7 separate regions of the Homo sapiens genome follow, and regions 1, 3, 4, 5, 6 and 7 are each linked to region 2. A link is a loop called in an ENCODE intact Hi-C map of the cell type or tissue named here. Cell type or tissue: endothelial cell of umbilical vein. All regions are shown on one strand. Links, peaks and the distances in the headings refer to the core of each region. The heading gives the core; the rest is flanking DNA.

The links. A loop is a pair of places that touch in the nucleus more often than their neighbours do. Peaks named below come from ENCODE experiments on the same cell type or tissue, not always from the same donor. Only the 100,000 strongest peaks of a DNase experiment are listed, where the experiment ranks them.
Region 1: it touches region 2 in a loop (2.9-fold over the local background); 4 of 110 quality-filtered maps call a loop at or near these places.
Region 3: a loop joins it to region 2, with 3 times the contacts of the local background. A loop is called at or near these places in 3 of 110 quality-filtered maps.
Region 4: a loop joins it to region 2, with 4 times the contacts of the local background. A loop is called at or near these places in 3 of 110 quality-filtered maps.
Region 5: a loop joins it to region 2, with 13 times the contacts of the local background. A loop is called at or near these places in 20 of 110 quality-filtered maps.
Region 6: it touches region 2 in a loop (4-fold over the local background); 14 of 110 quality-filtered maps call a loop at or near these places.
Region 7: it touches region 2 in a loop (2.9-fold over the local background); 7 of 110 quality-filtered maps call a loop at or near these places.

The regions. Positions count from the first base shown.
Region 1 is chr1:97,241,402-97,246,101 of GRCh38, forward strand. All of the region lies in intron 18 of DPYD (dihydropyrimidine dehydrogenase), which reads right to left. The region is part of intron 1 of DPYD-AS1 (DPYD antisense RNA 1); the gene reads left to right. Among named protein-coding and RNA genes, the nearest start is that of DPYD-AS1, 150 kb to the left of the region's middle. In endothelial cell of umbilical vein, for the core only: no CTCF peak of the experiment used is centred there; a DNase peak (open chromatin) is centred at 2,740.
Region 2 is chr1:98,466,406-98,471,105 of GRCh38, forward strand. No RefSeq gene overlaps it. Among named protein-coding and RNA genes, the nearest start is that of SNX7-DT, 190 kb to the right of the region's middle. In endothelial cell of umbilical vein, for the core only: a CTCF peak has its summit at 1,929 (motif pointing left); a DNase peak (open chromatin) is centred at 1,896; H3K27ac peaks cover 597 bases.
Region 3 is chr1:98,261,673-98,266,372 of GRCh38, forward strand. The region is part of intron 2 of LINC01776 (long intergenic non-protein coding RNA 1776); the gene reads left to right. The region is part of intron 1 of LOC124900404 (a long non-coding RNA gene); the gene reads left to right. Among named protein-coding and RNA genes, the nearest start is that of LINC01776, 53 kb to the left of the region's middle. In endothelial cell of umbilical vein, for the core only: no CTCF peak of the experiment used is centred there; a DNase peak (open chromatin) is centred at 2,339; H3K27ac peaks cover 2,111 bases.
Region 4 is chr1:97,190,745-97,195,444 of GRCh38, forward strand. It overlaps DPYD (dihydropyrimidine dehydrogenase), which reads right to left. Exons shown (of 23, transcript NM_000110.4): 20 at 2,325-2,504. The region is part of intron 1 of DPYD-AS1 (DPYD antisense RNA 1); the gene reads left to right. Among named protein-coding and RNA genes, the nearest start is that of DPYD-AS1, 97 kb to the left of the region's middle. In endothelial cell of umbilical vein, for the core only: no CTCF peak of the experiment used is centred there; a DNase peak (open chromatin) is centred at 2,347; H3K27ac peaks cover 1,416 bases.
Region 5 is chr1:96,964,030-96,968,729 of GRCh38, forward strand. No RefSeq gene overlaps it. Among named protein-coding and RNA genes, the nearest start is that of DPYD-AS1, 130 kb to the right of the region's middle. In endothelial cell of umbilical vein, for the core only: a CTCF peak has its summit at 2,709 (motif pointing right); a DNase peak (open chromatin) is centred at 2,732.
Region 6 is chr1:98,000,246-98,004,945 of GRCh38, forward strand. All of the region lies in intron 3 of MIR137HG (MIR137 host gene), which reads right to left. Among named protein-coding and RNA genes, the nearest start is that of MIR2682, 43 kb to the right of the region's middle. In endothelial cell of umbilical vein, for the core only: no CTCF peak of the experiment used is centred there; no DNase peak of the experiment used is centred there.
Region 7 is chr1:97,666,919-97,671,618 of GRCh38, forward strand. The region is part of intron 8 of DPYD (dihydropyrimidine dehydrogenase); the gene reads right to left. Among named protein-coding and RNA genes, the nearest start is that of DPYD-AS2, 130 kb to the right of the region's middle. In endothelial cell of umbilical vein, for the core only: a CTCF peak has its summit at 2,230 (motif pointing right); a DNase peak (open chromatin) is centred at 2,243.

The DNA.
Region 1 (4,700 bases), core at 485-4,484, 1.2 Mb before region 2:
CTGTCCTCTCTATTTTGTACATAAAGGAAGAGAAGCTCAAGCTGAATAAATAACTTATCCAGTGTCACGTAGTTTAAAAAGGATGTAATACATTAAAAATAAAGTCTCTGCGACATGAAAGTTCCCATTTTCAGTTATTATTGAGAAGTGACAATGCAGCAATTACCAAAAGAACCATCTCTGGATTATTTTTGCCTAAGAAAACTAGTATCAGTACAGACTGATGCTATGAGAACACAGAGGAAGTCCAACCAATTAGGTGTAAGTCTCAAACCATTTGCTTTATACAATTGTAGCTTTGAGCAAGCTCCTCAACTTCCTAAAACATTGGTTTTCCCTAATTAAAAAACAAGGACATTAATACTAATAATATTCCAGGGAGTTTGGATGTATTAGATGATACAACTCATGGGAAAGACTTGGCACAGTGCCTAGCTTATAATGTGTATAAGCTAATATTAGTGTCAAAGCCAGAGAAAATTGATCAGAAAAATAAACATTCAGCTATAACACATATAAGGATAAACACTTAATTTTTAAGGGTTGTTAATATTCATTCCTAGATATAACATTTGGGGTTCCTTTTGTAACCCATATATTATTTCATTGGCTTCAAAATTATGAATATTCATAGCTTGAGTCTATGGTAGTAAATGTGTGTATCTGTGTGAATAAATCTTTATTAGATTTTTAAGTGTAATTTGCAACGTGTGTGTGCGTGTGTATATATATATATATATATATATATATATATATATATATATATATATCTTCTAAGTCTTTTTTGAAGAATCTGTTCCATTAGTGCTTAGACACAAAGTTACATATACAACAATGTTCCTGGAAGTATTACTTTCTATAGAAAAACCGTAGAAAACAATCTAAAGGATCATGAGTAGTTACTCTATTAAATAAATTATAGTTCACCAAGATATGATATTCCAGAAAACCTTTAAAATTGACACGCAAATAGCTCTAATTTATAATGTTAAGAGTTAATCACAAGTAGCAGAGCAATATATATGGTATGCTCCCATTGTTGGCAAAAAAGTATGTGATTACATTTAGTATGTGTGCATGTAAATGCATATAATGTTGAATTTCATACTGTTCACAGGTATCATCTCTGGGAAAGGGGGTGAGTCCTGCAGTAAAGGGATTGAAGACCTTTCAAGTTTATATATATATACTTTTTATTGTTGGATTCTTTTTGATAAAATGGTGTTATAATTTACTTCTGTAGTAAAAATATCTATTTTTATAATGTTCCTAAAATTCACCTTACGAGAATAAGCATCATCAGTATATATGATGTGACATTTTTATATATGAGTGATACATACAGTGATTCTATCCTCTGTACATTACAAAGAACATGTTTGGTTCTGTGTCCAATATTTTAGATAAAAGATCTACAAACACAACAGAGTGAATAGGATGATCTCTCTTGATCTGTCTTTCTCACACACATATCATATATATCTATATAGTGATTAAAAGAAATCCTATAAATGGTCATCAAATATTTGAAGGATAATCATGAAAAAAAGGGCTTATCCTATGTAGCAAATTGGAACGAACAATTCAGCATACACGATTGGTTTTATTATTCTTATTTTTATAATTAATTTATTGTAAATTCAGCAATGAAAGCAGCTACAATGGAACTTCCCTATTCCTTGAATCTTGATGGCTACTTGACAGCAAGATGCAACAGAAAGACTTCTCTGTACTACAGGAAATATTGGATTAGTTTTTCTCTTCCAATTCAAAATCTGGGGATACTATAACTTATTCTTGGTAGTTTAAGAGCAATTTTATATGCTCTATAGTTTTCCAACAGATACCAGTGATTAACTTAGAAAAGAAGCAAGTATGAGTTAACTTTTAAGATTAAATATGTTAAATATAAATGCTCCTCTTTTGAGTGCTTTCTAATTGACAGATAGTTTCCTATTTATTTTTGCATACATTGTGCTGGTCACATTACTATGAAATAGATATTTCTGTCTCTATTTTTATAGATGTGTAAACTGAGATTCAGCAGGGATAAATGCCACATCCTCAAGATCACTCTGTTAGAAAGTATGGGTCCAGTATTTGAATCCAGGCCTACCTGACTCCCAACACCATGCTCTTAACCACAATGCTATGCTGCTTCCTGATTTTAAGTGTCTGGATATAAATTAAGCTTTAGAAAGAAGAGTTAATAATAATAATTGTTATAATTAATAAAGATATATTATCCAGGTATGATAAAACCATAAAAATCAACATTATAGAAAAATAGACATTATATTAATTGTTGGATAAAAATTAAATTAGAAGTAGAATAGCTAGTAATTGTATAACTAGAGTAACCATATAGCCCAGTTTGCCCAAGAGAGTCCCAGTTTATTATACCTGTATTTATTTGTAATTACATAATGTAACAATAGCTATCTTCCTTTGGTCTAAAAGTATCCCAGTTCAGATGATAAATTATAAAATCATACTAGCTATAACTAAAGATAATTATGTCCAAGAATAATAGGACAAAGACAATTACAGAAGCAAAGTGAAATTTGTTTTAGAACCAAAACCAAATTTATGAGGAGCTTAGAAACTCACTATACTGTCCAAGACTCAAAAGATGGCATGAAGAGCTAAATGTCTTTAAATTTGTCACTAGAGAGAAAAATATATGGCATTTACTAGGCATAATTAGTCTATATGTATGTTCTTTCTATTTTCAACCTGTAGGTGGCCACCACAAGCTACACTTATTAAACAACTCATTAGTAGCATTTTCAATACTGTCATCTTCAGATAATTAGCAATTTATTTAAATAACCAATTTCTGTAGAAATAATTGCCATGAAATGCCCTGAACCTACTTTTTATAAACTATAATAAAAGTGTTAAGATAATCCCTGACATTTGCAAATGCCATTAGTTCACCTTTCCTTTTGATAGTGCTATGGCATTATGTTTAAACAATTACCCGACAACACAGCAGTTTAATGAAACAGTACAGTGAGCACATTCTTCAATATGGCCAGAGAGGACATTCAGATTTAGAAAGAAATCCAGTGCGCAGAGAGGTTTACCCAGAGGAAAAACACAGCTAAAAGAAAAAGAATTACTGAATTAAGGACATTATTGCTATTTCCAAGTTGGTTTAGTTTCCATGGTAGATGCCGTATCATATGTACTCTCTTTGGAAACAAGAAAGGAGAGTTTTACAAGTTGATTTATGTGATAGGCTGGTGTGAACTATAATCATATATATCTACGAATATGTATAATACCTTCATTGTATTATTTGCTCTAAAACCTTGATGCAGGAACAAGTAGTAAATTTTTCTTACTATCAACCTTAAATGTACTTTTACTTTAAAAATGGTGTGCACTTTCAAAGTAGAGTTATTGAGGAAACGCACAAATGGTTTTACATCGCAGCTAGTATTTATCATTTAAAATAGACCAGAGTTCTAACTCAGTTTCTTCCTTGCTATTCAGTTCCTTATACTACTAAGATCCATTGATGTGGGATTATACAGTGTGTCTTGGTTGCGAGTGGTAAAACTATTTGAAGCCTTTATAATTTTTAAGCTGGTGTCCACTTCATATGAAAAAATAAAATTAGAATTCAAAGCCAGTGGCAATATTATTTTTATGGTTAGACTGAAATAACTTGAGAACCTATTAAGTACCAGTTGCTCTGCTAAATTATTCACTCGTTATTTATATCCTCACGACATCATTACAAGTCACATATACATTATCTCCATTTTACAGACATGGAAATTCAGGCTCAAGGAATTAAATAGTATGTGCATGTAAGAAAGGCAGGGCCGTGTGGTTAGATAATGCATTACAACAATAAGACAATTAGTCTGCAATATCACCATAAAATTCACTGCCGGGTTTGAATGTGAGGACTTTTCTTTATTTCCAGATTAACACATGCCTCAATCTCTCCAAATAAGAGCTTCTGGCAATGCTTTTTGCCTACAATTTTAAAGGTTTACCTATAAGTATAAATAGAAGAACTATTTAAAAAAGACATATTTCCCCAGCCAAGAAATTATTCTCACCTATGACAGACTTAGTGGACTTGAAGTAATATTTCTCATGTGATTTTGCTTAAGGATGTCCAGAGCAAATGTTACACAGCATAAAAATCTCACCATTCTATGTGTTTTCAAAAATGATTATTTGAGTAGGAGAAGGAGGAAGATTATAATGACAATGATAATGCCGATGACCGGAGTTTCATTTTACTCTTGGGAGAATCCAGGATAACAAGTGGGCATTATTCTGAGAACATACAGAAAAATAAAAAAGAGGTTCCACATCCATTAGGATCCTATTACTTCTTCCTTTGGAAAATCACAATTTCTTTTCTCTCTGAAATCCTGTGCTCTGTTTACTCTGTGGGTGGTTCTATGGCCAGGGTGTCCATGGCAGCACTTGCTGTACTGTAAAACCATTCCTTTCACTCTCAGCAACACATTCTCTTTCACTTTACAAAGAATTACATGTGTTAATCTCTATGCTCTGTGATAAGGCTGTGTCCCTCAGAGTCTACTGAAACACAGGCTGTACAGCAGTTGATGGCGTTTTGTTCTCTTCTTTGGCCTGTACAACTCTCAAAGATGTGGTGTGGACAAGGACATCTCTACCTGGGCCCTTATCTGAACCCTCTGAATCAATGC
Region 2 (4,700 bases), core at 244-4,243:
GTTTTCTTTTACTCCTCTCTTTATGCCTTTGCTTTCTCTCTGGGCCTGAAGCAATGTCATCTCATGGGCCACTATTGAATAGATAGAATTTTTTTCTAACACCCACCTCCCTTGAAAGTTCTCTCTCTCTCTCTCTCAATCAATTTAGGAAGCTTCCATAGGTAGTATTTCCTGCATACCTACTATATATCAAAAACTTGATGTAAATATCACAGATATTATGATCTCACTTAATCTTCATAACAACCTATGCAAAATTAGGTACTGGGAAATTTAAGACTCAATTGGATTATATGGTATGCCCAGAACGAGAGAACTGGCATATAAAATTTCTTCTATCTGCAACATTTTAGCTTTCAGTTAAAGTTTCCTTTTGGTAAATAAGCACACGCACATGCACACACACACACACACACACACACAGAGAGAGATAAGGAGGAGGAGAAGGAAGAAGAAGAAGGAGGAGGAGGAGGAGGAGGAAAGAAGAAGAAGAAGGCAGAAGAAAGCAGAGACTGTGAGATATGAAAAAAGAGAAACTAAGTATATGCAAAGTTCATCTGATCTGAATTCCCACCTTCCGCCCATGAAGAGACTGTTCAGGTGTTTAAACGTGATGTCCATGTTTTTGAAAACAAATTTGAGGATGCGAATCCCTTTTCTACTCTTTTCTGTACCTTGCCATAAATACAATGGCATGATCTGAGAGTTCTGTTTGTGAGTTGTATTGACAAAACATTGTCTAGCAAAAACTCAGCAATAAAAGTGTGTGGCATATTCTGCTGGGGTGTAGATATTCCTGTGTGCAGTGGGCTTCTCACTGAAGTATAAGGCATCTCCACTTCTCTAGCATTAGCATGTCTGGCTTAAAAAATAAAAAATAAGGTGACATGTCTGTCACTTCCCTCTGAGATATGCCACATGCCATAAAACATTTCAATCACCCCTTGTGCTTAGAGTAATTCTCTTTTAGGCTTGGCTCCTCCTCAAGATTTTTCAGGTAAACAGCATGAGATTAGTGTATGTAATCTATAGAAGGGAGCATGGATGTTTTTACTTCACTGTTCTTTTTAAATTGAAATAACAGCAAACAAGCTTAATTTAACAGTGATTTTTGAGCATTAATAGAAGAATGAGAAAGGAAGAAATCCTACAAAGGAATACTATTATTGAGGAAAATCTCAATAATCTACATGATATTTCCAAGTGGTAGATTTTATCTCAAAATGTCTATGTCTAGAAATCTGTAGTATACAGTTCCAAGTAGTCAAAGTTTCCTTATATGGCTCCATGTGTACAGGCACATCATGATTGTGTCTGTTTTTCTGTGAGTTTTCCAGGCTAAAGTTTCCCAGCTTGGCAACAATGCGGCACAGGGTCTGTTAGCTTAAGGCAATTGATTCTTCCCCTGATTTTGGCACTGCACTAGAACGGCTCTCAATCCAAAATCAAGGAGAGAAGAAAGAGAGAACTGAAAAGACAAGAAGGGAGGGAGGACGCCAGGAAGGGGAGAGAGAAAGAAAAAAATATATATATTACTGACAAAATACTACTTGATAACCAACGTTGTCAGTACAATCATTGTCACTCGATTTAAGATGGCACAATTTAAAATTCATAATGAAATCTATTTTAACTGTGAAATATATAGATTTCGAAAAGATTTTTCTTTTGCAAAAGTATGAATGCTGTGAAATACATGCTTCTTTTTTTACATTGCATTTTAACCTCTTAGGATAACTTTACCATAAATGATGTGAAGTTGTAGCTATCAGCCATATCCAATTAAAAATGCTAAGCCAGTTTCATCTAGAAAGAGAGACGCTGACAATATCTAAATATATATATATATGATAAATTAGTTATTGTCAAAGCGATCACCACTCATTATTGTGCTTATACAACAGTGTCATCTAGTGGACACTGGTCAGGCAAGTTGTAACTAAGATTCCTGAAGAAGCTTATTTAAAATGAACTATCCTTAAATGAAAATATGCTTTATCTTTTTCAATTCTCTGAAACTAAAGCAATTTAAATAATTATTTCTAGTCCAGGCCATCATTTCAATTCATATTTTACCAGAATAGTAAAGGAACTGAGAACTTGTGTCTGCAGAAAAAAATAATTTTAAGATCACATTTCTTAAGAAGGCAAAGAAGAACAAAAGAAAATAACAAAATTACTATAAAAGGTAGATGTCAGTATATGTATGGCATTAGGAAGAGAAAGTTGGAGCTGGAAGATTATTGAGCAGAGTTCCAGTCTTTAAATCTAAATGACTAGTGGCTACATCAACAATGACAAAACAAAGGAAGTATATGGGAGTTCTGTGGTCTCACCTCCACAGCTTTGCCATTTTTCTAGTACCTTTTTTGTATATTTGTGTAGAAGAGATATCTCCTTTGAAACACATTTTTTAAAAAGGCATCTTTTCTTATAAAAACATTAAATGTCATTCATTTTGAGTATTAAATTTCTGTGTCATCAAAGCCAGTTAGCTTTAATTTTTCCCCAACAAATCAAATGCTGGAGATATATAATGGGCACTGCAATCTATTTAATAATGTTGCTGATTCCCTGCATTTTTTATTGAAAAAATAAGGAAATATTGCATTCACTGGAAAGATGAAAAATAAAGCTTTTTAGCATTTCATCAAAATAAATATGGACACTCATTTTTAAAACCCCGGTATAATATCGTGTGAATTTTCTCACATCAACTAAGCAGCGATTAACACCTACAGGCCCATGCCCTTGCTTTGCATTTTGAAACTACTCAAAGGTAAAGTGTTGTTTTAGGGTTCTTTTTGTTACAGAGAAAGTGGGAGGAAAAGGAATATTAAAGCTATTAATAGGTACAAAGTTTCTGTTTTTTAAGTATCGAGTTCTAGTTGTATGTTTCAGTTTTTCTAAACAGAATGTTTTATGCCAATTTGATATCTTTGATAGTATTATATTATTTGGTTTGAAAATATTCAAGTGATGCTTGATGCTGTAAAACAGATGCTACTAAATATTTCTCCCTTTGATTTGACAATATATTTTTTTTCCTCTTTGTTTAAGATGTTTAAAATATTGTTAGGATGGAATACCTAACATGATATAGTATAATAGATAATTTAGAAAAAAATGACACAATACTATAGTGGTATACTAAAGGATCTTCTTGCCTGTGTATTCCTCCATATTATTAAGAAAACATTTAGTTGTTAAAGTAATTCACCAATTTGAAGTAAAGATGTAGCAAATCTTAGCAATTATTTGAAATAACTACTATTTCCTCAGTAAACAGAAAATACTCAGCTTTTTCCAAATACTGTGCTTTTACCTTTATTTTTTTTAACAGTGTGATACAAGCAAATTAAGTAGAAATTCCATCTGCTTTCTGGATGTAATTTTTATTGACTGTTAATTCAAAATTAGGACGTTGGTATTTCAAGACAGAATATTTACACTGATTAGTACATAATTTGCTTGTAAAATTCGCTAATTCTTTGTAATATAAACCTACCATAAGTGGAAATAACATATTTTAAAGTATATGTATAGGGTGGGCTTATTTGAAATGCTGTTTTTTAATTGCAACACTTGGATCTTAATGTAGTAGAAGTGTGCAAGTTATTTGGGCCTTTTGGGGAGAAAGAAAATCTTGAATTTTGATGGCATCAGAGGAAGAAATATTCTTTTCAAATTTACCCAGTTTTTCATTTTGCATAATAAGTTACTTTATACTCACTCAAAATTAAATTGGCAAGTCACAGAATTGAACTGGCAGCTGATAGGCAGTGCTCAGGTTTGGTATTTTTGGCTGAATCTTTTCCCAATAGGAAGTCAATAACTATTGAGTTCTTATTAGAGACTGAAAAGCATCGTGAGTGGGATAGAAAATTGGATAATGTTCTGTGACCTTCCCAAATCTTACAATCCAGTTGAAGAGATAAAACTACATGAATGAGAAATTAAATGGCAATGCAAGATTTACATAACAGTTCACTTTGATAATAGACATGTCACAGAGAGGTTCATGCTCATTTATCATATGAATAGTCCAGGAATTGAGAGATTCCCCTACCTGTAGCAGAATATTTTGTAATAAATCCTGGAGAACAGATTCCTAATGAAGGTCTTTGTAGAGTAGATGTACAATTAAGAGGAAGTAAATGACACCTGTGACATCCTTGCCCATTTCTCCTTTTGTTTTCCATGGATATTTTAGTAATAACTAGAAGCCAACACTGTTGATGCCAACCTTTCACTGTAGGTAAATGGAATTTGTTTGATTTCTATGAAAATATTAAGTTTCTCAGAAAAATCATTTCCAATATCTGTCCCTTCAGTAAATATCACTCAACAGATAAGTAGCACAACCTAGTGATCTACACTCAGAAGAGGCAAACTAGATTCTTGATGTCTTAACAAGACACTAACTACTGGGGAGCCAGAAGTCTCATAAATTTTAAGGCACTCATCTAGTTCATTTTTGAATCATAGACTCTTTGGAAAGCCAGATCAGTAATATGAACACTTTCTAAAAATATTTAAAAGTGTTATTCTCATAAAATATTGTTTTGCTGCTCAAATTATTTCTCCCTGTTTTGTTCTATTTCTGAAATATTAATATATAATTAATAATGCTACCTTCTACTACTAGGAAACAGGTAAATACATTTTTAAAAAGTGAAAAACTTTATACATTAGTTTAT
Region 3 (4,700 bases), core at 280-4,279, 200 kb before region 2:
TTAATTGCACACATATTTGAGTGCCTACTACGTGCCCAAAGGATATTGTGCTACGTAGTGATAGCAACACAAATGGCAGGTTTTGTTAACTAAGTGATATGTCAATTTCGAATGAATAAATATTTCTACCTTTTGATCTTTTCCTTTCAGTATTATGCCCACCATGTCCTCTAACATGCATACTTAAGTTTAAATTTTTTAAATGGGCAAAGTGCACCTAATTTCATTGCACATATTTAAGCAGAGCTTTAGTATTGATTAAAAGTTGTAATGCAGTGCTTCCCTTGCTGACCTCCCAGTCCATTAATACTGTCTGTATTTCATCAGCAGACCTTTGTAAGCATCCACCATGGGTTAGACTCTCACTGTGCTTGGTGCTTAGGAAAGGGCAGAGAAAGGCATATACTATTACTACTGGCCTTATGAGAGTAACAGTCTAGTGGGAGAGGCAAGTGTTTTCCAAATAACTATTCAATGATTACTGTGACTAATATTACAAAGGAGAATAAAATGCTATAAGAACATAAAATATGAGAGTGAATTTAGAAGGACGATGGAGTCTTTGTGCTGTTTCCTATACCTAGAACACTCTTCCCACTATCATTTCTCTAGTCTAATTTTCAGATCTCACTCTAACAGCTACTTTTTAGAGACCTCCTTAGCCTCCTCTCCCACCTCATCTCAGGCTCATCTAAATTAGATCTTTATTTTTTTCTCTCATAGCATTCCATTGTGTCCCTTCAAACCCATTATCATACATGTGTTACATGTGAATTTGTGTAATTATTCATTGTTTGTATTTTCTGTTGTTTTAAGCTCCAAGGAAGTGAGAGCTGCATTTCTTTTGTTCACATACTCAAGGTTTAGCACAGTGCGTGAATTTATCACGGGTTCAATAAATACAGATGGCATACGTAAATGGAGGAATAAATGAATGAGTGAATGTATACATGAATGAACTGATATTTAAGCTAGATTCTGAGCAACAGTCAGTTGGAAGTAGCCACATAGAGAATAGAATGCCTTCCAGACAGATGGAACAGCATGTGTGAAAGTGCCTGAAATGCCAGAGAGATATAGGCTCATTTTTGAAGCAATTCCTGAATATCAGAAGGCAAAGAGTAAAGAGAAAAGGGACACAATATGAAGCTGGAGGCATTGGAACACCCCATAGCTTCCAGAGCCTTTTACACCCTGTTAGGACGTTCAAATTATATTTAATATTATATATAATACTTGTGTGTGTGCATGTATATGGTCAATTGGTACTGAATTACTACACTGCATTCCAGCCCCCCAGATAAGGAAAACTTGATATTTTTGTACCCGCAAACCGTCAAGATGTATACTTAATTCTGCTATATGGAACACTGTTTTTAAAACAGATCACTACTCGAGATTATAGAATAGGCGAACTGACTTAGCACAGAAAAAACATGGTGCACAGCACATTCAAATTAAGTCAGACCCTCCATGTGCCTGAAGAACCTGTTGGTAAACAGCTGTATAATGAGAGGCTGACTGCTCCCTGCCCTTCTTCAAGTTTGCTTGAGTACTGTGGCTTAGTGTTTGTGTGTGTATGTGTGTTTTCCACTATGATTATCCAAAATCAGGAATGCATTTAACAAATAGTAATGATATACTGGAAATAAAATTTTCCACCTAAGACTTCACCTCACTAGTTAGCCTCGTTTTCAGAAGGCTTGAACATACATACACTCATACACATTGTCCATACAATTACTTTGAAATACAAATGAGATTTGAGATTACATTATATTGTGTCTAGACCCTGATGTTCAAAGTCAGAAAATTATACTTTAGAGTATAAGTGACTCAGTGCATTTAGAGTTTGGCCTTAGGTGGGAATATGCTACATTTACACTATCGGCTGCAACTGTGAATGGAGAAATGAAGAAAGGTGATATAAACACAAGGTTTGGCATATCAGGTTTTCCTATTCTTAAAGTCAGCTTATGAGTTCACATAAGTCATTTTGTTAAGGCGTGGACTTTGTGTTTTCTCCATTTTGAATCTGTAAGAGAACAGGGAGCTTTTTATTTAGTGAACTCTTGCAAAGACACAAACCCCTGGACATCTAAAGCATCTCTCATTCATTAGATGCAGTCAGACAGAGGTTTGTGTGCTCTCAGTGACCTTGCTACCACACTCTAGCTTCCTGGAGCAATGCTGGAGTGTGTTCCTTTCTGGCTTGGAGTCTTTCGCATGACAGGCTCTGAACACATTCATCGAATATGTTAAAGAACTCAGATCCTTTCTGGGCATGACCTTATTTGTTGTAAATACTCTCAAGGGAGGGTATTAGTTGTTCCCAGTCCCTGGAATACTCCTAATTTGTGGTATAATGCTAGCTGATGCCAGCTAACATTTATTACAGGCTTATTTTGTTCCATTAGTTTTCATATATTAAATCATTTATTTCTTACAACAAACCTAGAAGGTAAACACAGACGAGGTTCACAGAGTTTATCCAAAGTCACATAACTATGAATCATAAAGCTGGAATTTGGACACGAACAGTCTGACTTCCTCCATCTTTTTTTTTTTTTTTTTTTTTTTTTTAAGACGGAGTTTCGCTCTTATTGCCCAGGCTGGAGTGCAATGGTGCGATCTCGGCTCACCACAACCTCCGCCTCCCAGGTTCAAGCGATTCTCCTGCCTCAGCCTCCCAAGTAGCTGGGATTACAGGCCACCATCACGGCCAGCTAATTTTGTATTTTTAGTAGAGACGGGGTTTCTCCATGTTGAGGCTGGTCTTGAACTCCTGACCTTAGGTGATCCGCCTGCCTCGGCCTCCCAAAGTGCTGGGATTACAGGCGTGAGCCACTGCGCCTGGCCGACTTCCTCCATCTTAATGTCTAGGCTGTGTTGCTACTGAAGTGGAGTGATGTGGCTTTTTAGATGACACATTGATGAACAGTTTTTATTTTAATTACATTAGAAATAGGCAATTTGCACATCAAAGTCATGATTTCATGGTTATTGCTCAGGATAGAGCTAAGGTAAAAAGGTGATTCCATTTAAATGTATATATAAAATATTAAATAAAAAACTAGTAAAACAGATATGACAAAAATATGTGGCAAAATAATGACGAAAATTGTGTAACATATCCCTAATATACTAAAGTACGGAGAAAATCTGTTTGATTTACAGCAGGGTGGACCACATGGCAAAGTCAATGCTTTTCTACAGTTAAGGGTGCTGTTATTTAGACATACCGTGGTTATTACGCTTCATGCTCTGTTACTCCTCAACAAAATGGCAATTACAGAGGCAGGTGTATGCTTTACTGAATGCCAGAAAGGTGGAAAGATTTTTCAGATTTTTTAAATTAGACATAGCTTTCTAATTTTCCAGGAGAATATTACTTATTATTAAGTTTTAATGTTTCCAGTAATTTACTGCGATTTGATGAACAACTTGCAAATTACAATATAGATTGTCATGACTAAATACTCTGTGGGGGCAGGGTTTGTAGCTACAAATCTGTACTCCACGCCGGTAGGGTGCTTGTTAGATTGAATTGGATACATGACTTCCTTTCTAAAATCTGGCAGGACAGAGAATTATTTGTTTCTAACCCATACACCTCCCCACCACATAAGAAATTAGAAAGCCTCAAATCCCCATTTCTCCTTATCTGCTGTTTTCTTCCAAGCTTCAAGAAACCAGAAACTTATCAAGCACCCCTAAATCATGGCAATCCTTTCCCTAGGCATAGAGTTGAAGGCAACTAGTAATAACGTATATTTTTTTCTATCCTGCTATACTTGTTACATAGGGAATAAATTAAAGGATAGAAGAGCTACAAAAATTTAGATCATTGTACTTATTAAAAGGCAGGGATGATCTTTTAGGGCTAAAAGAATAAAGTTTTAATTTGATTCTGCAATATTTCCTATCTGAAAAAGGCCCGCAGCTGTACTACCTGCTCTTGTTTAGCCAACTCTTCTTCCCATCCTAGTTCTAAAGTTTTTTCCCAAATTTCCTCCTTCATGAAGTTTACACATGGAATTAGACAGATGACTTGGATCAAGCTATAAGAAAGATCTTCAGAGAGGTTCCTGTAAGTTCCTTCCAAAGATCCTAAATGATGCTTACAGAGTCAGAAATTTCTTTATTAGGGATTTATTTCTCCACATTAAGTAATCGTGTCTCCAGAAATTCCCTGTCAAAATAATAATGCAAGTAATACAAACAACACTATAATTGGCTGCTAAGATCTTGATATTTTTCTTGGATAGTTAGCAACTAGTGTTAAATCAATAAGGAAACTGTGTAAATTCTTTTAAAAAAGTCTTTTTTCCTTTACAAAGCAAGACAAATTTATTCTAGATAACTTGGAAAATACTACTAAACAAAGGAAAATCAATCAAAATTCTATCATTCCTGGTAATTTTACATTATATTTGATGTATATCCTTCTAAACTTAAATATACATTTATGTGTTTATTTTTTCATATTTTCTCAAATATTTGAATATCTTAATAGTCTTCTACAGCATGTTATTCTTTTCCTTGAAGGTACTATTTTATAATCAATCTCCTCTGTTTGAAAATTGTTGAGTCCATATTTTTTGATACTGTAAACAGCATTGCATTGAAATTTTTAAATAATTAACTCTGAGTTTTTATGATAATTTCCTTAGAATAAATTAGAATGAATTATGAGGTAT
Region 4 (4,700 bases), core at 364-4,363, 1.3 Mb before region 2:
TTGGCCAAATCCTTGTTTCCATAGCCCAAGTCTCATTTTCTCTCCATTGTCAAACACTGCACTGTAATGGGTTTCTTCTAAATATCTATTCTGGTTTATTCTAGCCTGACCTATGAGTGAATATCAGAGTAGCCATTGTACTTTCCAAACAAAATTTTCCTGTGTAAAGAAGCCAGATACTTCTAGAGTGTCTTTCTACAAAGGGTCTACATTTTCTCTCATCTTCCTATAGTATGCGGACACTGTGAGGACCAGCATACTATTCTTTGGCTAATGATAGGACAATGTGAGTTATATGCAAAGACACACACACACATACACACACATACACACGTACATACAAACACACACACACACAAAAGCAGCAGCAACATTAAGAAAGAATGATTAGTTTGCTGAGAATGATGCACATGTACCCTAGAACTTAAAGTATAATAAAAAATATAAACATAATAAAAAGAAAAATAAAAAAATTATAGGACCAAAAAAAAGAACGATTAGGAAATCACCTGTACCCTAGATCCAGAGTACTTTGATTCACTACTGGGGATATAAATCTAAAGGGATAATCACCTATTGTTTTAGTCATGTCAGCCTGCACAGGAGAATCCAGAAGCACAAATCTATTACCAGACCATCTGCTTATTCCTCAAGTTAGTGTTGAGAAATGAATCACTAATATAATCACATAGAAAAATCTTCCTTTTTTTAAACGAATGATAATGCTGAAAATTACACTTACGATTTTGATGAAAGCTGAGCTTAACAAAATAAAGTCTGAATCTTGATTCAAACTATTACCAAATCAGTTTCCATTTATGTCATTGACACAAGTTGTCTTCATCATTACCCATCTTTTATTTGAATATGTAAGTTTTGAAACGAGTGTGAAAATCCTTTAAAGACAAAACATGACAGTGCAATGCAGCTACTTCCATTTCCGCTCACATGGCAACCACCCAAATTTGAGACAATGATTTTATAGATGGTCATAAACTATCATGTCAGAGACAATTTCCTTGAGATATTTACATCGAATGATTGTAAAGTCATTTGTGAATTTTTTTTAGTTATAAGCAACCTTAGGATATTGATAGTCATTGATAAAGGCAAGAACACTCACTGTCTAAATACTGCAGAGTCAGTTTATGATAATATGATTAGTTACACTAATAATGCTGCTTAGGCATTATCTTGCTAATTACAATATTATAAATATTAATGTCACAGTCTTTCTGTTTGATTGCCACTCATGGAGTCATTCATCATGACATTTTCCTGGAACCCACATTGTAAGATTTTATTTCTTTCCTCCTTTTCTTTTTTCATTACTGGACTTGCAACCATACACATTACTCTTGAAGAAGGGTTTTTTTTGGCTATCTATTAGGAGAGGGACAGTGATATTTTCTACTAAAACTAGCCAAATATAAGTCAATTATATGATGTTTCTCTTATTCTTTCTGAGTCCCTAACCCAGTCATCCAAGGCAGAGTACCCAGGGCTTTTGTTTTCCATTCTTTTTCATGTGACCTGCTTCAAGTTAAGATTCATTTGAATTATTAAATGCTTCCTTAAAGAATCTTTTTATACTGCCTCTCTTTTTTTTAAAGTTAATTATTGATGTAGTGACAAGCTGAAAAGACTAAGAATTATAATTTTTTCCTCCCCTCATTGAGGGCTCAAGAAATGTCTTCTGACAATGGTTATCTATTTAGAATAATACAAAGGAAATACAAAGGCAAAATGCTGAATGTTGTTTTAGCAGTGTTGCTAAAATCACTGTATTATAGAAAACGTAAATGTAGTGTATATTTCTTGGAAAATAGCAGTTAGTGAGAAAGCTGGGACCATAACCGTTTGAGACCGGGTTTAACCACACAGCAGAAGCAGTTACAAAAGATACTGATTAGATTTTAATTTTAAAAACTTCCTTATATTATTCAAGACTACAGTGATTTGATTGTCTTGAAAATAGAAAGGTAATGTTATAATTTCCAGAAAGCATAAAGAAATCTCCAGACTCCCACTGGGAAGAATGCCAGTCATCACCACAGTAAGCAAGAATTTGGAGGCACTTTACACTGCAAACATCGGTCTTTTCCTTTTATATAATCTTGTGTTGTATTGGTTTATAAAAAGGTAACTCACAGACCCATCATATGGCTGTAATCAAGTCTCCTTCAGAAAGAGTCCACTGAAGAAATCACATCCAGGAGGCACTGTGTTTCCTTTGTTAGTGAGAATGTGAGATGGTAAATAAGATCTGAAATAGAAACCAAGGCTGAGTTCTCAAGAATAACACAGGAGATTTAAGCACATACCTTGTCCATGAGTTCAGCTATACGTGGAACTGGTTTCCCTTTCTGGTGACTCACAGTAGCTGGACTCTGTCCATCCCAGTCTTGTAGTTCTTCAATGCTTTTCAGATAAAGCAGGGCTTTGAGGCCAGTGCAGTAGTCTTCGATCACAGTGAAATCCTGATTCTGAATGGCACTGCATACCTAGAAAAGACAGAGCAGTCAACCAAGTGTCAAACCAAGAGATAATTCTCCAAACAAATTCACTTTTCTTTGAGTCAACAAATATTTATTTTATGTGCCAGGCACTGTTTGAGGCATGATGGATCAGTAGCCGTCTGGAGATGGGGGTGGTGGGGAGGAATGGACTGCAAAGAACACAAGGAAATTTCCAGGGACAATGAACATTTTTCATAAACTTGCAATGGTAATGGTGTCACAGGTATATACATGTTCCAAAACTTATTAAGTTGTATAGTTTAAATAGCTACAGTTTATTATATGTCAGGCTTAAGGAGTCGAATTTGGCACAACATAATAAAGGACATTTAAATTCTCATTGTCACTCTATTGGGATGTGCTGCCTGCAGGCAGTTCTCACGTCTGAAAGTGGTCAAACTGAGGTTGGAGTGCTGTTTATTACGTTAACTCAACCATCACTTACCCCTGCCTCTGTCTCCCTCCTCATCTGCTATTGTTCTCCTTGTTGTCAACTATGATCCAGTTACCCAGGTCTTTCCTTTCTTCCTCAAAAAAAATGCCATAGTCTTTCTTTGCCTTAGGATCTTTTCACAAGACCTTCTCACTGGCTAGAAGGCCTTTCTTTTCCACACATGGCTAACTACCAACCATTCCTCAGGCTCATGGTAAATGTCCCTTCTTCAAGGAGGCTTCCAGGAGCCCAGAATAGGTTATGGCCTTCTTTTAATCAGACATTTTTAACTTCTAATTATTGCATTATTATTTAGTTGACAACTCACTTCCCAATTAGACCAAAGTTTCAGAAGGGAAGAACTGCATTTATTTTGGTCACTATATTATCTGCAGTGACTAGGACACTGTTTGTCTGTTAGTCTGCTCTCCACAAATATAAGATGAATGAATAATGATGATATGGTTTGGCTGTGTCCCCACACAAATCTCATCTTGAATTGTAGTTCCCATAATCCCCACGTGCAGTAGGAGGGACCTGGTGGGGGTAACTGAATCATGGGGATGGTTATCTCCATGCTGTTCTCGTGATGATGAGTGAGCTCTCACACAATCTGATGGTTTTATAAGGGGCTTTTCCCCTTTTCCTTTGCACTTCTCCTTCCTACCACCATGTGATGAAGGATATGCCTGCTTCCCCTTCTGCCATGATTGTAAGTTTCCCGAGGCCTCCCCCAGAAATGTTGAACTGTGAGTCAATCAAACCTCTTTCCTTTATAAATTACCCAGTCTCAGGTATATCTTTTTATTTATTTATTTATTTATTTATTTTTGGAGTCTCACCCTGTCACCAGGCTGGAGTGCAGCAGCGCGATCTCGGCTCACTGTGACCTCCACCTCCCGGGTTCAAGCAATTCTCCTGCCTCTGCCTCTCGAGTAGCTGGGACTACAGGGACACACCACCATGTCCAGCTAATTTTTGTATTTTTAGTAGGAACGGGGTTTCACCATGCTGGCTAGGATGGCCTCAATCTCTTGACTTTGTGATCCACCCGCCTCAGCCTCCCAAAGTGCTGGGATTACAGGCGTGACCCACTGTGCCCGGCCTCAGGTATATCTTTATTAGCAGCATGAGAATGGACTATTACAAAAGATTAAAAAGAAAAGAGAACTAAAATAAAAAATTCTGGAGTTAAGGAAGTTTGAATCAGAGAAATTAAAGTTCTTCCACTAAAAAAACCCTGGGGATTCTGTGAGTGTGGCTGGGATTTGAGTTAAAGCTTGAAGAATGTGGATTTAGATACTGCTTCTAGGTTGCTTATTTCCAAAGATATCCCTCCAATTTTGATATCACATGTAGACTCCAGAGAGTCATTTACAACTTCCTGTAGAACCTCTTCACCAACATGGCCCAACATTACATCAAATTCAAAATTTACAACATGAATTCAACATACTTCCCAATTTATATTTCAACTTCAAACAATGAAACAACCATTAAAACAAAACTGAGCAAAGAAAAACTCATTTCTATCCTGTTTTCCCAGATGTTGAATACCTAGTATATCAGGGTGTCTGGCAATGGCAGCCAACAAAGAAAAATCATGTCATGCATGAATGAAAAAGAAAATGAAGGAAATGCCTGAAAACAGAATAATAAGATTCTATTTCAAAGACTCTTAAAGCCTTTTGGGTCTTTGATTAAATACATTTTATTGTAAGCCTCGTGCCTAGCATGCTACCTGATAC
Region 5 (4,700 bases), core at 358-4,357, 1.5 Mb before region 2:
ACCAAGAGCTTCATCCTGCACAGTTTCATTATTAACAGTGCTATCATTAATGCAAATGTTGACACATTATCTGCACAACCATTTTCTAGTAAGGAAATCCACAAATAATATTTGACATCTTGTTTACATAGCAGCTACAGTGTGTATTTTTCACTCTTCTTTATATCTTTACTGCATATTGGAGCTCCACATCATTTTGGCCTAGTTCAAAATCTTTTAATATGCAAACCTGAATCAACATCAAAGGAAAAATCAGCTTCAAAATGATTTTCCACACTAATAGTCTTTTGCATCTACACCAAATATTATCACATTGATTACTATACATTTTTAAGATTCCATGGTTTCATAACGCTTTTTCTGACCATTAATATGATGTATGGACTTTCACAATATGTTTCTTGGGCATAATTTTTAAATAAGTTTTCATTTTCTTTTTTAAAATATAAACTTAATTAAATGTACATTTTTTCATCATAATCTAGGCTTTTCTAAGATCAGGGTGTTAATGATACTTCAATTATTTTAAACCATTGTTTGCAATACAATTAAGCAGACATCGTGAATCTTTAACATTAAGATTTCCTCTATATGAAGAAATTATATAACCATTGCAAAAGTGCTATCAATTCTGCAGGATTTTAATCAGAAACAATCTTTTAAGAGCCATACTTCACCATAGGATGCAAACATCTTGTCTCCTAAGAAAAGCATTGTAGAGAGGGTTTGCTAATTGATTTTTCCTTAAGAACAATCTGTTTCTTTTCCAGTTTATTATAGGAAACACTGGCATTTGTCATTTTTCCAATATTTGGAGCTTGCTGCCTTAATAAATGCACATATCAGATGATGCTCTCTCCCTGTCTGATGGGCGGATGGTGTTGGGCAGAGGAAGGTCACAATGATGCTAAATTTGCTGCTGAGCAAAGGATCAAAGTGTAAATGGAATCCAGAAAGCTGGGAAATGTAAGTGTGCCAGTGTAAATAATCTATTAATTATTGACAGCTAAGAGACTGAAAATTCCTATTTAGTCATGACATCTTTATTTTCATACTGATGGAATCATTTCTGGCATTTTTAAAATTAAAGGTTTTTTTTTTACTGTAGATATAAAATATTTCAATTTATAGTACATCTCTGCTGGTGTTTTCTTCTTCTTTTGACATTTTTGTCTGATTTCCACATATTAAAACAATATCAGATATGACAAAAGGCAAGAAGAGCTCCAAGTATGAAAAATAGAACAATGGTGTTAGGGTTGCCTATACATTAAAAAAAAAATCTGTTCCAACACAGAGGGAAAACAAACCTCCAGGTACAAAGTAAGTGATGTTTGAGAAGCTTCAGGCATGTTAGCTATTTATAGAAAGCAAGTGACATTGAAGGTGCTGACACTTATGAGACCATTTAGCAGATGTTACAGGAGTATAAGCCGTTTTTCAAACATTTTCAAATATATCGAAGAAAAGTACAAAGCAAACATGAAATACATTAGGGTCCTTGCTGTAAGTTTTTGAAATTATTATTATAAAGTGGACAATGATATAAAACCTTAATATGTTCAGTTTTTATGTCTATAACCTTATCAAAGTTAATTTTAATATTATTTTCAGAATTAGCTATTTGTTTAACTGAAGTAACTGACACTCCGCTCATCACAGTTTAACTGGATAGAGTATAAATTTAGCCTAAAAAAAAAGGTTGGTACCATGCCAGACATTTGGGAACTTCTGAGGCACAGTGGGTTGGTGCCCCCGACACGTGGGGGAGCAGCTTTTATTAACAGCACACTTCCATTGGCGAGGTAACGTGCAGACCTTTGATAACTATAAAGGCCCTCTCTTCTGGGTTTCTTAACAAACTAAAAGGTTGAATCAGGTTCCCTGAAGTTTGTGAACCCCTTTTTGTACATTTGAGTCAAGTTTGAAGCCCAAATGGGCCAATTTATGTTTTCAGGTTAGTTTTGCTTTGAGTTGAGGAAATATGTTTCAACCTTCCATTCAACAACCAAACTCAAGGGGTGTGAACAACGGTGAACTGTTCACACAAGCCTCTGCACACCTCCACTGCTGTGTTTCCTACTGCTGGACTGCTGGTCCGAACTGGCCTCAAAGGACTTGACACCAGAAGGAGGTCTTTCATGTTTCTCTAGCTTTGATTTCACACTCTCGGCTACTGATCATTTATGATAAACTGGAGCCTTTTGAGGTGAGCAAGGCAATGTCATGGTTACTGCCTAGATTTGAAATGACACTATATTGATGCATTTTACAACTGGAACATATATTAAAAATATATATATAGATAGAATATGTATAAGATATATTCTTTTAAAAAGAAATGTTTTAGATAATATGTCCGAGATAGAGAGTGAAAGAAAAAGAATAGGAAGAGTTCCTATGGAATACATTTCAGTGTAAGGAGTTTTATATAGTTTGTTTAAAAGAAGGCAGGAAGGGTAAGTAAAAAGAAAATGCTATCAGAGTTTATGCAAATTGAAAACCATTATTCCTAATAGAATCACATAGTAAGAATGAGTCTCTGTATCTTGTCTTTAGTTTGGATTTTTTTGTCCTTGGGGAGATGCTGTGTGTTGTGTGTCTTACAACAAAAGCATCTGAATTGGAAAAATATGTATCCATCCTTACTGCTGGTAACAAGGGAGACAGCCCAGCCACAGCCCTCCTGGTGAAATGCTCATTCTGTCCAGCAGAGGGCACTAGCAACTAGTGCACACCAGTCAACACATCATGGTCTTTCCCGTATGATAAATAACCATATTTTCTTTTTTAAAAATTTAACTTAATTTAATTTAAAGTTCCAGGATTCATGTACAGGACGTGCAGGTTTGTTACACAGGTAAACGTGTGCCATGGTGGCGAATAACCATGTTTTCATTACATCATAAGCCACAGTAGTAAGAAACACCTTTTTTTTTTTTTTTTTGATACAGAGTCTTGCTTTCTGGAGTGCAATGGCGCGATCTCGGCTCACTGCAACCTCCGCCTCCCGGGTTCAAGCGATTCTCCTGCCTCAGACTCCCGAGTAGCTGGGATTACAGGCGCCCGCCACTACGCCTGGCTAATAGTTGTACTTTTAGTAGAGACGGGGTTTCACCATGTTGGTCAGGCTGGTCTCGAACTCCTGACCTCAGGTGATCCGCCCGCCTCAGCCTCCCAAATTGCTGGGATTATAGGTGTGAGCCACCGTGCCCGGCTGAGAAACACTGCTTCTTATTTTTGTTGTTATCACAACATAATCTCTTTACTCCAGTGAACATTTCAGATTCCTCTAGCTTCAATGAAAATATCAATATCCAATTCAAAGCACTCTCTCAATGTCCAGGACGGGTCTTTTAAAACAAATCCACACAGCCCTTTCCATACTTCTGAATAAAATGAACTTTCCTGACTTTCCTCACATGCACACTTCTGCTCATTTCAGCAGGATTCCAAAGCAGAGAGACAGCATCCGGAATGCCTGAGATCTTCGGGTGAACGGAAGAGGTGCTTCAGAATGTTTAAGACCCTTGGCTCTGCTACTGCCGTACGAACTTCTTACGGAGGAGACCTGATCAAAGTCAAACAAACCTTGATTTTACAGGAACACTGCAACGTTTTTAAGTAGCCATATCTTTACATATTTAAATATTATTTAAGTAACCATCATAAACATATTCAAATAATTAGATTTATTTGAAAGTCTGCTGTATGTTGATCAGTATAATTCCTTGGAGAGTGACAAATATTTCAAATATATTGCCACAATATCATTGTAAAAGTTTAACTAAAGGAATTTGGCCCTTTTTATTACCCTGAACAAGAATGTGCAAAACAAAGATGCAATGGACTGTATATATCTTAACTGTTGCTGAGTAAACTTACCAATAAAAGCCAATAGCAATATCTCCAGATCATTGACAAGAAAGAGTTCCTTGCAATATCTTTATATATTAGCCTTATTGAATGATGGTTACATAAATATAAATTGTAAGAATGTTTTTATTGAAAGGAAAACTTACAGGGCATTTAAATTATATTTATATAATTTATATACATTTATATTTATAAATTTAAATTTATACAATTTATATACAAATTTTTAACTTTGGATGTTTGTGATTTTTCTGTCTCTTTTTCTTGGGGGGGAGTGGGGACCTAAACCCTATGGAGATGTATAATGATTTAAAAAAATAAAAACATGAATGTAAACTGTGTATCACTGAAATGACGTATTTTACTACAGAACTATACCTTCTATGGCTTCCACTAAAAATATAGGATACATTGGTCTATCGGTCAGAGTTTTGAATTTTTTTTTTCAATCATTGGTTTATAAATAGCATCCATCTTGCTTTCCATCACAATCATGCCTGAGTGAGTGTAGAAAAAGTTGCATTCAGGAATATGGTAAAATGTTACAGGAAGATTTATGCCATTTTGAATGGATTGTTTCAGGTTGCCTGAATTTTTAATACCCCTTTCTTGTCACAGAGAAGAGAACTTTGTTATTTTTGGCTTTCATTAGAGTTCTCACTTCAGAGTTGGTTAGTATGGGTTTCTGCTTTCCAAGCTGACATCTCTTTTCTATTTAGCATCTGTTACATAAACAGGGTGAATAGCTACACGGTTCCAAAATTGTGAGTGAAGCAGCTAACCCCCTTCTTCCTCACTAGCCAACATAACTGACAGCACTTAGC
Region 6 (4,700 bases), core at 321-4,320, 470 kb before region 2:
ATCCCCGAGTTTAATCTTTTAACAACTATTTACTGAATGCCTACTATGTGTCAGGTACAGTTCTAGGTGTTGGGGATATAGCAATGGCAAAACACACATACTCTCTGCTTTTGTTCAATTGGTTTGTCTAGACTCACCACACTTGTCTCTAGGACTCTCCCGTGGTTAAGAGTTATTTTCATAGCCACTTGATTCTTACGCTAACTGAAAATGATCATCCTCAAAGTCCCATCGTTATCCTTGTTAAAAAATAAGTGTCAGCCTGGGCAACATAGGAAGACCTCATCTCTAGGAAAAATAAAAATTTTAGCTGGATACATGCTGGCACATGCCTGTAGCCCCAGCTACTCAGGGGGCTGAGGCAGGAAGATCACTTGAGCCCAGGAGTTCGAGGTTACAGTGAGCTATGATTGTGCCACTGCACTTCAGTCTGGGAAACAGAGCAAGACCCTGTCTCAAAAGAAAAGAAAAAAGTGTCTGAGATTTTCAGTCTGGCTGGAAACTCCAAAAGTATCCTATGTCCTCTGAGGGTGTAATAGGTGAGTTCAGATTATCAGACACTACTTCTTATCTTGTGAGATCTATATATGTCATTGGCCAAGGTTCATTCCAGATCTAGCCTTGAGTCTCTGACCTAAATGTCCCCATCATTTTAAGTACAATGACATGTTATTTCTTATTTTCATCTTTTGAACTGGGCATTTTTGTGCTCATCTTGAGAAACCCACACATATTTCAAGCTCTGAAGGTAAGATGGTCAAGTGGGGATAATTGTGGGCTTTGGAAACCAGATTAACTAAATTTTGGCTCCACTTACTAACTATTGAACCATGAATAAATTACTTAACCTACCCGAGACTCAATTTTATCAGCTGTAAAATTGGGATAATAGTCCCTATTTCACAGGTTGTGAAATTAAATGAGATATAAGACAGTGTTATATATTATAGTGCCTGGTATTTAATACTTACACATTAAAATTACTGTGTAATTTATCTGCATAAAACAGCACACTAAGAGAGAGAGTTCTGAGGTAACTAAGATAACTTACAAATATGCACTTATGGTAATAGAGAAGTTTTTTTTAAACTTTGTTAACTTTTCAGAACACCTAATATTTTTATGAAATGTGGTGAGTGAAAATGATGACCCCAAGAAAGGCAACGTTTTCCACTACTACTTTTTATACAAAAATCCTTCATCATAGTCAAGAATTAGATTTCTTGATATTTCATTTCTATATAAAACTATTCCCATTTTAAAGAACAGATTTTGTACATACATACAATAAAATTGCCACATTTTCATAAGAAAATTCATTCAAAGACAAAGTCTACTAAATTAAATCCAAGGACAGGACAAGACCATATTGAAATAAGTTACATTTAAAAATAGAACTTTGCACATGCAAAAACTGAAAACAAAATAATAAGCATGTGTGTTAGGTTTTTTTGTTTTTTATTCTGTTTTTTCTTTTCAGTAAAAAAGTTTTATAAGTGTGAATGCATTAGAAAACTGAAGAATTTTCAAGAGCCAAGAATGTCATGGTGATTTCTGTGAACTTATTTCTAAGGACTACAAGAAACACACTGGTTGCTAAATGTGAATTAGGAAACATGAACTCTTGCATACACAACAACCCCAAAGAAAAGCAAAAGAAAAGACTATCTTAATTTTGGGTCCAAATTCCACCCATACCTATAGTTGCAAAATAAAACAGAGAAAAATGGCCTTTATTAGCAGTGGCTTAAATGTCCATGGGGTGGTGCAATTGACTTTTAAAAATAGAAAGCCAGGCTATCAAAATAAATATCCTTTTTCTCTTATTTATTGGAGTGAGGGATATTTTCACTAATCACTGTGCTATAAATTTAAGAGACTTAGAGCATTTTACAGTTTCTTTTATTCGTCACCTTTCCCTGGGATCCTTGGAAGATGACTTTATCAAACACAAACATATTTTTTAAACTGGTAGATTAAAAAGAGAAGTTATTTCTTTTGCTTCCAGGGGTTTTATGAGCCCCACATTTATGTATTTATCACTGTAATTTGGATAATTCCCAACACTACCATCAACACCACCATCCACCATGTATATTGTACAGTAGGATTTCTTAAATATTTCCATATTATGGCACTCATTGAAAATAGTATTTGTGTACACGCTGGGGTAAAAGAGAAGGGTTTGTCCAGCAGACATTGGAAGCAAAAGGCTGGGCCCCACGCCTAAGCTCTGAGAGCTGCAGGAATCACTATTGTTGGCAAACCTGCAGCCTGTTTGGAAACACTGGGGTATATTAGCATGCCAATTGGAAAGCTCTGTGTTTGATTTCAAATAATGCATATTAGTAGTAAAGAGAGAATAATACCCTTCATCCCATCCCAAAAAGAAGGCTGACAATACCAAGTGTTAGAGACAATGTGGATAAATCATTCTACTACACATTGTTAGAGGTAAATTGACACAAGTGTTTTCAAAAATAATTCAATATTATCTTGTAAAGCTGAATTTTCATGCATTCTACAATCCAGAAATTCCTCCTCAAGATATGTGCATATGTGTGTGTATGTGTATACATGTGTATGTATAAGAAGACATGCACCAGAAGATATGTACAATAATATTTTTAGCAGTACTACTTGTAATAGCAAAATAATGCCAACTCTAATTCTCATTGACAGGAAAATGGACAAGTAAATTGTGATATATTTGCACACACACGCACACACACAACGCTATATATATATATTTTTGAAGTTTCCTTGAGCCTAAAGTTTAGCAGAAAGTATTTCCGTATTTTGTATTGCATCTTAGCTTTCTATTGAAATAGATTGTTTTCAATGTCTATGTTGATCTCAGGCAAGTATTTGAGCCTTAAGTCTCAAGTAAAGGCAATTAGCAAATGTGAACCTGTTTGTACTGAATTGGGTTTTTCCTTTTCTGAAATTGTCAATGAAAAATTTGGGGTTCCAAGTAGCAAATTAAATTCCTGAGCAATTTTACCTGCGTAAGGTAATTATTCATGGTTTGAGAGAAAGGAATAAGATTGTATACCTATGTAACTGATATATTTTGTCTTAAGCATGTTTTCTTTTAGAGTTTAAAATATAATGCTTAATGTTTCTCATCTAACTTGGGTATAATAATGACAATCACTAAAACAGAATGCAGCTTGTCAAGCAATTTAACTTTAGAAAGGAATGTCTTTAAAGAAATTAGAAAAGCAGGAAGGAGAGGAAGAGATTGATTTATTAGTCTCCCTTAGTGTGTTCAAAATTTAACAATTCTTCCTGTCTAGAAATTGTTATATGTAGCTTTAATCTCTTCTACTACAATGCAACTTCATTTTCTCTTTTTATGTCTTGGAGGGCAGAGGGCCCCAAGAGTGTAAGAGAAGTTAAAGAATAACCAGCTCTACAACCACAATTGGGTAGTGTTGACACGACTATAAAATGAAAGCTATTCCACTTGTTCTATCACCCTTAAACTTTGGAAATAGTGTCCAATAGTGGAAAATTAAAAAAAGAAAAAAATAAAGCTTGCCTTGTTTTCCACAGGAAAAGGATCATGAGTCTGTCTCTCCATGATAGATTAGATCAATTGCATTTCTTTCAAAATCTTTTAAAAACAAAAGTGAAGTCTAAAAGTTTTATGTCATCATTGTGATATCAGTAACGTGTGACACTTAAGCAATTGATTCCTATGTTCATTTTGCTTTATTAATAATCCTTTGTATATTTTCTGACACATTATCCTGTTCATACTTTCATAATCACTTCAATTTTGAAGATAGTCTCATCGCAACATGTACTCATGAGGGCCAGTTTCATCTGTTGGAGATTGAGATCATGTATCAGGAATACCCTTTGAGTTTTCGTGACCTTAAAAGCAATGTGAAATTGGATCACAATTACAGAAAAATACCCAGTCTGTAACTATTTGTCTCAGACTTCTTAATGGTAGCTCTTGTACTTGAAATGAGTTAGAGAAGACTGTTCAACATTAAATCTTTTCTGTGGAACTTATTGAAGTACATTTGAAGTTTATTATTCTCTTAAAAGTCCTAGGAAGTTTTAGAGAAAATGCTGGTTCCAAGTATGTACTGTCTCTCACATGACATTTCTAATGATCCTCAATAATTGTACAGGGAATATTTTAAATATATCAATGTATTCACTATTTATGAGGCTTTTATTGCAAACAATGAATTGATTTAAACATAGTAAAATGTCTAGAAATTATTAAAAACAGGAAATATACACTATTATTATTCCAAGTTTTGGGGAAAATAAATAAGGCACATTGGTGTTATGTCACTTATTAACCGGCAATTATTATTCTTCTCAGATTTTTATGTTTTAGTTGTTGTTGTTGTTGTTTAATTTTAGAGACAGGGTCTGGCTCTGTCACCTAGGCTGGAGTACAAAGATACGATCATAGCTCACTGCAGCCTTGAACTCCTAGCCTCAAGCAATCCTCCCACCTCAGCCTCCCAGACAGTTGGAAATACAGGTGTAAACCACCAGGCCCCACAGATCTGTCCAAATTAATCATTAAATAAATCCTGAGTAGTAGAAGATTTGGGAGAAAAGCCTTTCTGCTTTTGTGTGATCCCTGAAAGTCTGTCTAGAGAATAAATTTCCAGATGCCACACATGCACAAAAAAATTTACCTATAAATAAATTTATAAGTTTTTAAA
Region 7 (4,700 bases), core at 321-4,320, 800 kb before region 2:
TTAAAACAAGAAGAAAATATAAGCAACTAATGTTCTTAAGTAATTTTTTGGTGCATCATCTGCTGAGCAAATCCGCCCTGCTACTCATTTTTTTAAATAAAGTTTTATTGGCACATAGCCATATTCATTTGTTTACATATACTCTAAGACTGCTTTCATACTACAAATGTAAAGAGCTGAATATCTACAAAAGAGACCATACAGCCCACAACATACAAAATATTTGATATCTGTTCATTTATAGACAAATTTTGTAGACAACTCACTTTATTAGTTAGAAATTTAAATATAAGATATTTTGCTATCTCTTAATAGTCCTCTCTATAATTTGCCAATTCAAAACTGGTCTTCATGCTGAATTTGGCCCTCTATCTTCATCCCTTTGGCATATAATCTAATTGAGGCCCTCAAAATATCAAAAAATGTGAATGCCATTTAATTTTTATAGGAGAGGTTCTTATTTTCTAATTCATCTTGTTGATTAATCATATGTTTATATACTTAAAAATTTTTTTTATCTATATATTATCACTGCAAGTTTCTGTTGGTAACAAGCAGGCTGCAAATGAAAAGCAAATGAAAAATCATTATATACTACTTACATCCATTAGGATAGCTACTATCAAAAAACACACAAAAACAAACTAGCAAATGTTGGCGATGATGTGAAGAAACTGGAACTTTTTTTCACTGTTGATGAAATATAAAATGGTGTAGCTACTTTGGAAACAGTATGTTGGCTCCTCAAAAAGTTAAACAGAGTTGCCAAATTATCTAGCAATTCCACATATGGATGTGTGGCCAAAAGAGATGAAATCAAGGACTCAAAGAAATATCTGTATAACCTATGTTTGTGGGAGCATTATTCCCAATATCCAAAAGTCAGAAACCATCCAATGTCCATTGATTGATTAATGTTAAACAAAATGTGATATATACATAAAAAATTATTCAGTCTTAAAAAAGAATAAAATTGTGACACATGCTACAACATGAATGAAGGTTGAGACATTATGCTAAGTGAAATAAGCCATTCACACACAAAATATATAATGTATGATTCCACCCATACTAGGTACATAGAATAGTCAAATTCATAGATTTGTTGCTTAATAGGTATAGTTTCAGTTTTGCAAGATGAAAAGAGTTCTGTGGATGAATAGTGCTGATGGTTGCACAACGATGTGAATGTACTTAATCCCACTATTCACTTAAAGATGATGAAGGTGGTATATTTTATGCTATGTGTACTTACCACAATTTTTAAAAAAGAATTAATTTAAAATATTTTTTAAGAAAGCATAAATAAATTTTAAAAAATGATTAAATTCTGCCAACTTAATGTATTAGCCAAGAGTAGGGCTTTGGTTTCAGAGGGACCTCAGTTAAATCCAGGTTCTAGTACTTGAGAAGGTTACTTAATATCTGTTAGACACCATTTACATAAATGTAAAATAGAGATATGAATAATACCAATCCAAAATTACTTTGTGAGAATTAAACATGACTTTGCACAGAACTCAATAAATGTAGCTATTCTATTTATTATATTTATATGCACAAAGTTCTTATTTTTAAAATGCATTAATTACTTTTCTAAATATATAATAACCTCTTTAATTTTTCTGTAACATATAATTGCTAGCACACTGCTAGGTATATTGCAGAAGCTTAAAAATATGATCAACCAACTTTAAAATGTGATCAACCAACAGTGGCATTAAAAGAGTAAGAGAAGTGGAAAAATACCTGACTGTGATACAATCTCCAAAGACAAAAGAAGGGCTATTTTTTCCTGTAAAATGGAAACTTAACCAGGGAGAAATTAAATAGCAATCAGTTTTAAACTACAGTATTCTAGGAATGATAAATTTATTAGTAAAATATAAATGATAAGGCTCAATAGACAAAACTACCAAGTATTTTTTTTAAAAAAAGGAAAGAATAGAAACACAAAATAAGACTTTAAAGATCCAAAGCAGCAATTTTCCAATTAAATATTACTTTATTCTCATAATGGATGTATTAATATAATCTTTGACTGATTAACCCAAATACCAATATCTTAATCTCCAAATTTAACTTATGAATTAAGAGTTGGATGCACAACGTATCTCAGTAACAAAAGCAAAATGAACATCTGTTAACTTTCTGCCATGTAAGTTTGTGTATGGTGGGGGTGGGTGTGAACAGAGCCTCTGATGTGTAATGTTCTTTCCATCTGCACACCAGGTGGCACTGCATGGTTAATCAGAAGATGACAACACACATCAAGATTCCTTACATATTTTGAGATAGGAAAGTAAATAAGTCAAAACGTTGTTTTAAAAATAAAACTTTCTTAGATGTCCACAGTATTAATGCTTAATAATGCATTTTAAGAGTTTATGTTTCTGACTTCATATTGTAATCATTCTTGCAGTATTGTTTTTCCCATAAATTCCTGACATAACTTATAACAGTACTAAGTAATATGAGTTTAAGAAATAGAAAAGTAATATAACCAAACTAGATTGTATTTGGGAAGGTGGGAACAATATGACTGTTTTGGACACCTCTTAAGCCATTCAAAGGCAAGATCTGAAGAAAAACTGATTTGATATAAATTTCAATTGCATTGCTTCTAAAATAGATTTACTTAAAATATTTAATGCAGTCCCTTAAAAGCTTTGGTCTTGCTTTAGAGTATACAGGTGTTAAGCACTTAAAGTCAAAAAAGCTGTTTAAATGACAGAGAAAGAGATTATTAGATCACTTTAATCCTGCTAACGAAAGATGGCATAGCTTAACTGGAATAAACAGGAAATAAGGAACGGATAAAACATAAATTATCCCCCAAAATTTCACATTTCTGTACTTTGGTAAGATTGTTCTAGAAAGAAATATATATCATATATGGAAATATGCCTAGTTTCCTCCAACTTGCATCAATCCCTGCCATTTCCATGCCATTTTCCTTTTCTCTTACTAACCCCTCTTTTCTTCTGTGTATGTCTTCTTCAGTTCACCAAACTTTACATAGCAGCGATTCGTAAGATAAGAGCTGTGTGGTTTGTAGTGTGAAAATAGCTATCCAACAGTACATCTCCTAGCTCTATTTGAAAACCACTGTGTACTGTGCACATGAATACAATGTAGTCTTGAATTCTCCACATTTAGCTTCATTGAATTACAGTGGGCGGAGGGGAAGGGTTGTGTACTGTGATGTTCCAAAAGTCTTCTTGACAATATCCACTATCTCAGTAACTTCTAATTTTGTTAAGTATCCTAAAATTTATCCTTCAACATCAATATTCTACCTTTAGAGGACAATGCAGACCTATAGTATGATTACCAAACGTAAAACAAAACAAAACATCATGATGATCCTAAGGACAAATGTCATATGCTGAAGCCCTAATCTCAAACATGATGGTACTTGGAGATGGGGCCTTTGGGATGTAATTAGTTTTAGTTAAACTCATGAAGGTGGGGCCCCCATCATGGGATTAGTGCCCTTATAGAAAGAAGAAACGTCAGAGGTCTTTCTCTTTCCATGCGGATAAACCAAGGAAAGGCCATAGGAACACACAGGGAGAAGGCAGACATCTTCAAGCCAGGAAGAGGGCCTTCACCAGAACCCAGCCATGCTGGCATTCTGATCTCAGACTTCTAGCCTCCAGAATTGTGAGAAAATAAATGTTTGTTATTGAAGCCACCCAGTCTATGCTATTTTGGCATAGCAGCCCAGCAAGACTAAGATAATACCCATAGTATATGTTCACTAATAACCCCTTCCAGGTTCAAATGATAATTATCTCCCACAAAAAATGTAACTGGCAGCCATAAATAGCAGTTGAAAGACAACATTTTTCTTAGTTCAGTAATTTTCCAATTCTCTTATCAACTTCACTTTAAGAGTTAATTAAACCATTGGAAACTACTAAAAGAAAATTAATGCTTAAACAATGAAAATACCAAAAAGAACTGTTTTACTTCTCTAATTTAGGTAACTACCATAAGTAAAATATGTCTTTATTCCATGAAACATATATAGAAAAATATAATAAAAATTCCTCCATGTCTCCATCCAAAGAAATACAAAGAAGATAAACACAAAGAAGGTAAATGCAAAGAAGATAAAATATTTTAAAATATAATTTGTGTTTTATAAAAGGTTTTTTAAAATAAAAAGAATATAAGCTGTATAATGTTAAAATAACCTTAGTGATTAATAAATTATCTCCTTTTTTACAATAATACGGAAGACATCATGAGTTAATAGGGTTAATTAGAGTTAATAATTAATCAATACTTCAACAGATATTTATTGATCATCTACAACATGTAAAGACTTCTACGAGTAGAAAAAGCCATGATTTTAAAAAACATTTCCTTATATCATCATCTTCATCACAAAACGCTCATTAAATACCCTAGCGAGTACTACCATTAAAAATTAACCAAAAATACTTAAAGAAAATATCTGATATTCAGCACAGTAATGTAATACTTGACATAATTATAAGGCATCAAAGTAGGAATGACTTAAGAGTGGCTTTGAGTCATTAATCAGAACTAATGAATATGTCTTTGCATTTTGTCAAAAACAAAAAAAGATAAAAGAGGATGCTTGGAAAGATGCATGAATTTTAAGCAGTGAAGTAATCAAGTATAATCTCAAAATTTCTCAACAAGTTATTACATTGCTTTTCATTTCT